Linked DNA regions of Homo sapiens: region 1 is linked to region 2. Evidence: read pairs that join two places in POLR2A ChIA-PET (ENCODE). Cell type or tissue: Panc1. All regions are shown on one strand.

Region 1 (2,500 bases), 200 kb before region 2:
AGTTAAGACTTACATTCTTTAAAGTATATTCCAGTTATGAAAATATAAAGAATTAGAAAATAACCTTTGAAAAAAGTGAACTCTTATTTTCTTCTTAATATATCAGGACAGTTGAAGATGACTTACTGCTCCAAAAACCATTTCAGAAAGAAAAACATGGAAAGGTGGCCCATAAACAAGTTGCAGCAGAATTGCTGGATAGGTATGGTATTTCAGTGTCAATTCTATTTCTTGGTTTAAGTTGCTTCGGATTAGGGGATTTGATTATGTTAATTTGAATATAAACATTTTGAATTTTCTTAAAAAAATTTGTTTTAACAGGGAAGAAGCAAGAAATAGAAGGTTTCATCTCATAGCTATGGATGCTGTATCCTTTTTTTATTTCCAGATTTTTATAACTAGTAGAATATTTTAAAATCTGCTTTTTTGTTTTATAAAATCTTGTGAAGTCAAATAGGCTTTTTTATTTTTAAAGATAAGTATTTAGTGATGTAGGATTTTGCCATTTATACTTTTGGGTACAATTCTCTTTTACTAATATATAGGAAAGATTTAGAGACAAAAATAATAAAACATATTACTAGTACTCTATAAATAGGTTTATAAAGTACATGAATCTGCAAATATATTTTCCAAATTGTTTTTTCAAGCTTTCAACATTTCCTTTTCCTATACTTATCTTTAGTCTCATTTTAATTTATTCTCTTCCTACCTGGTTCTTTGCTATTTAAGGTCTCTATAAAACTTGTATTTAAAATTAGGTCTATCCAGTCTGTCCCTGGATCTAAGGAAAAAATAAAAATAAAATGAGGCCTGCCTGTGGACTGTCCTCAGGCCTGCCATGGCTTTAATTTTTAGGCATGACTTAAAGCTATCTTTAAGATAAACCCTGCTTCCTGGTTATAGCCATTTGTCAACTCAGTTTTTTAATAAGACTGGCTGATGACACTAACTGCTACGCTGGCCATCCATACTGCTGTTGAGAATATTGGAGAATTTAAGAGATACCAAGCAAAAACTGAAGTATTTTTGGGTATTTATTGCTGTGATCAGAATTGGGAGAAGGAGACAGTGTCAATTTGATACGCCCCCTACCTGTAATCATCTGTTTCACTGTGCTATTCCAATATTTTTCTTTTAAGTTATAGAAGTACCATTGTGTCACTAATTGATTTATTCTTCTTATCTCCTAACCCAATAGCTAGCTTTTCCATGGATCTCATCTGCCATTTGTTCCTTTAGCATTTAAACATTTGCTCTGCCTTCTCTGACACCTACTGCATTGGGGGCACCTAGTTATAGCCTGGTGAGAGTGAAAGTATGGGTACTCTTTTTTCTGGCATAGGAGGAGTTGGAGCCACAGTTTTTTTTGTTTGTTTGTTTTTTGTTTTGTGTGTGAGGATTTATTTTATTTTATTTTTCTTTATTTTATTTTATTACTTTAAATTCTGGGATACATGTGCAGAACGTGCAGGATTGTTACATAGGGTATACATGTACCATGGTGGTTTGCTGCACCTATCAACCCATCACCCTCACCCTTCCCCGCCCACCGGCTCCAGTGTGTGATGTTCCCCTCCCTGTGTCCATGTGTTCTCATTGTTCAGCTCCCATTTATGGGTGACAACATGTGGTGTTTGGTTTTCTGTTCCTGTGTTAGTTTGCTGAGGATGGTGGCTTCCAGCTTCATCCATGTCCCTGCAAAGGACATGATCTCATTCCTTTTTGTGGTTGCATAGTATTCCATGGTGTATATGTACCACATTTTCTTTATCTGGTCTATCATTGATGGACATTTGGATTGGTTCCATGTCTTTGCTATTGTGAATAGTGCTGCAATAAACATACATGTGCATGTATCTTTATAATAGAATGATTTATATTCCTTTTGGTATATACCCAGTAATGGGATTGCTGGATCAGATGTTATTTCTGGTTCTAGGTCCTTGAGGAATTGCCACATTGTCTTCAATAATGGTTGAACCATTTTACATTCCCACCAACAGTGTAAAAGTGTTCGTATTTCTCCACAGCCTTGCTAGCATCTGTTGTTTCCTGACTTTTTAATAATTGCGATTCTGACTGGGAACCACAGTTTTCTCTGGGTTGTTTGACAAGAGTAGAGTAGTTATTGTCTCAAAGTTGTCTTGCTAGGCTGACTCTTGGTCATTTGGTTAGAGAGAACAGCTTTTGTTGACGATTTTTTAGTCCGTGCCTGTTGGTGTTTCCGGGTTGTCACCTTCTTTACCTCCAATTCTAGGATACATGAGACAAAAAGAAAACCTAGGGAACTCGCTATCATGTCATACCATAGGTCTTCAGGAGGTCCCTAGCGGGGCGCCTTCTTCCTTCCACCTTTTAGAGTCTTTTTATGTTTGATATATAATGTATAAGGATTTTAGTTGTTATTAGTATGAGGAATAGGGAGAAGTACATCTTTGCCTACTCCATCTTCCCGGAAGCAAAAGTTACACCCACCACCTGTTCTTGTACATAAAAT
Region 2 (2,500 bases):
TGATAAGAAGCCAGAAAAGCTGAAGAATATGAGCTTGGTCTGCAGAAAAGTTAAGAGGAAGCAAAATTTCCTTACATATCTAATAAATTGTCAGTTTGCATAGGAAAAATAAGACTTGTTCTGTGTAACTTTAATAGGCACAATTAGAACAAATGGGTAGAAGTTATAGGAAGTTTAATTGATTATAAAGGAACAAAATATCCAGTGCTTCTCAAAAAGTGGAATGAAATGGAAAGCTATCTCTCAGGGAAGCAATAAGATTCCTTTACCAGATTGCAAAATAACCTTCATATCTGTGGACTGGTGATGACTGTTCTCTAAGTGCTTGAAAAAGCATTTACCTCAATGTATGTTGTTACAAAAAATAAATCAGTTTCATTATGTGCCTGTTTAGAGAATTTAAATAAATCAAATGGTATACTGTTTAACCATTTATTTTATTTTATTTATTTATTTTTTTTTTGAGACAGAAGTCTTGCTCTGTCACCCAGGCTGGAGTGCAGTGGTGCGATCTTGGCTCACTGCAACCTGTCTCCTGGGTTCATGCGATTCTCCTGCCTCAGCTTCCCGAGTAGTTGGGATTACAGGTGCACACCAACACATCCGGCTAATTTTTGTTTCGCCATATTGGCCAGGCTGGTCTTGAACTCCTGACCTCAGGTGATCCACCTGTCTCAGCCTCCCAAAGTGCTGGGATTATAGGCATGAGCCACCGTGCCCGGCCTTAACCATTTATTTTCTAAATACAAACAATAAAAGCACTTTTGCAAAATAATTAAATCCAAATTTGTGATTATATTTATGATTACATTTTTAAGTCCCTCTAGTTCTAATAAGTTCCTAACTTCCTTACTGTCTATGCCATAACAAATTATAAATTAGGGAATCCGAAATATAGTTGAACAGAGTGTAAATGCCAACATGTCTAATAATTTTTCCTTCAAAAGCCTGAAAACCAGAATTACTTGGATAGCAGCCAATATGCATGATAAAATATGTTTTAAATAAGGAAATCTGAACACTATTTAATACTCTGAAATGGACAGATCTGATTTTTTACATTTAGTAAATTAACAGGAAAACCAGATTATATAACTATTGGGTAAATATTTTCTCCTCTCCCACAGTAAAAAAGAGATATAAGCCCAGCACAGTATCCTTAAAGTACATCAACGAGTAATTTAGTACTCCAAAAAAGCATGGAATGGCCAGGCATAGCGGTTCACACCTGGAATTCCAGCACTTTGGGAGGCCCAGGCAGGAGGATTGCCTGAGGCCCAGAGTTTGAGGCTGCAGTGAGTTATGATCAAGCCACTGTACTCCAGCCTGGGCAACAGAGTTGAGACCCAGTCTCAAAAAAAAAAAAAAAGTATGGAAAATCGAATGCTTCTAAGTTATGCTATCAATTTAAAAATAGCGAAAATAGTTAGCCAGAATGTTTCACAATCTTAAATACAGCATAACAAAAGTTATCAAGAATATTCATGTAGTTAAGCTAAATTACCAAGAAGCTATAGGAAGAATGATGAATTAGGTTATTACTTTGTTTTAAATAACTGAGAAACAGAGCATACTAAAGGTGAAACAGACCATGTTAAAGGTGCAAAACTATTAATCGCAATGTCTTTATTTCCAGAACAAACTTAGTACCTGGTAACCTCAAAACACATACTCAATTACATTTAAAAGGTGAGAAGTTAGTAATGACTAAAGTACATCTAAGACTTGGCAAAGTCAAAGTAGGAATTTAAGATTCTAAACCCAATGTCAGCTTTCCAAAACTAATCAACTGGACAAGACAGGGAACACGGCAAGAGTAAGAAGGTAGCATCAGGAAATCTTCATGCATCGCTTTCTTGGAGAGCTTACAATTTAAAGGATCAGAAGACCATTTACCTCCAAAAGTCTGTGTCTCTCTTTATCAGTCAGCTTTCCTTTCCCACTTGTGATTTCATCCACTGATGTCTTTAAGTGTGCAATTTCTCCCTTTAATTTTTCTAATGTAGTTTCGGATTTGGAGTTACTAGGCTTCGATCCCCACTTACTTTTAATTAAATCTTTGGTACTTCTGGAAGACATCTCTGAAATGGTCTGTAAAAATAAAAATCAACTGTATAATTCTGAGTTTAAAAATTTAAATCTCAAGTTTGAAACAGGTCTAATAACCTATCTGCTCTAAATAGAAATGATATATCCAAACCAGCAGGGTATGGAGAAAGATGGATGGAGGCTTCTGGGGTATTGTAACTTTTTTTTTTAATCTCAGTGGTAGATAAATGGGAGTATTCACCTTCTAAAATATGTCAACTTGGGCTGGGTACGGTGGCTCACGCCTGTAGCCCCAGCACTTTGGGAGGTCAAGATGGGTGGATCATGAGGTCAGGAGTTCGAGACCAGTCTGGCCAACATGGTGAAACTCCATCTCTACTAAAACTACAAAACTTAGCCAGGCGTGGTGGCAGGTGCCTGTAATCCCAGATGCTGGGGAGGCTGAGGCAGG

What was found. Peaks named below come from ENCODE experiments on the same cell type or tissue, not always from the same donor. Only the 100,000 strongest peaks of a DNase experiment are listed, where the experiment ranks them.
Region 1: POLR2A ChIA-PET joins it to region 2 with 8 read pairs; 8 of 35 experiments call an interaction of 5 or more read pairs at or near these places.

The regions. Positions count from the first base shown.
Region 1 is chr10:93,696,003-93,698,502 of GRCh38, reverse strand. FRA10AC1 (FRA10A associated CGG repeat 1) reads left to right here. Exons shown (of 14, transcript NM_145246.5): 3 at 107-202; 4 at 322-367. Among named protein-coding and RNA genes, the nearest start is that of FRA10AC1, 5.3 kb to the left of the region's middle. In Panc1, a CTCF peak has its summit at 1,072; no DNase peak of the experiment used is centred here.
Region 2 is chr10:93,499,631-93,502,130 of GRCh38, reverse strand. It overlaps CEP55 (centrosomal protein 55), which reads right to left. Exons shown (of 9, transcript NM_018131.5): 2 at 1,897-2,091. The coding sequence starts at 2,079. Among named protein-coding and RNA genes, the nearest start is that of CEP55, 4.3 kb to the right of the region's middle. In Panc1, no CTCF peak of the experiment used is centred here; no DNase peak of the experiment used is centred here; H3K27ac peaks cover 1,297 bases.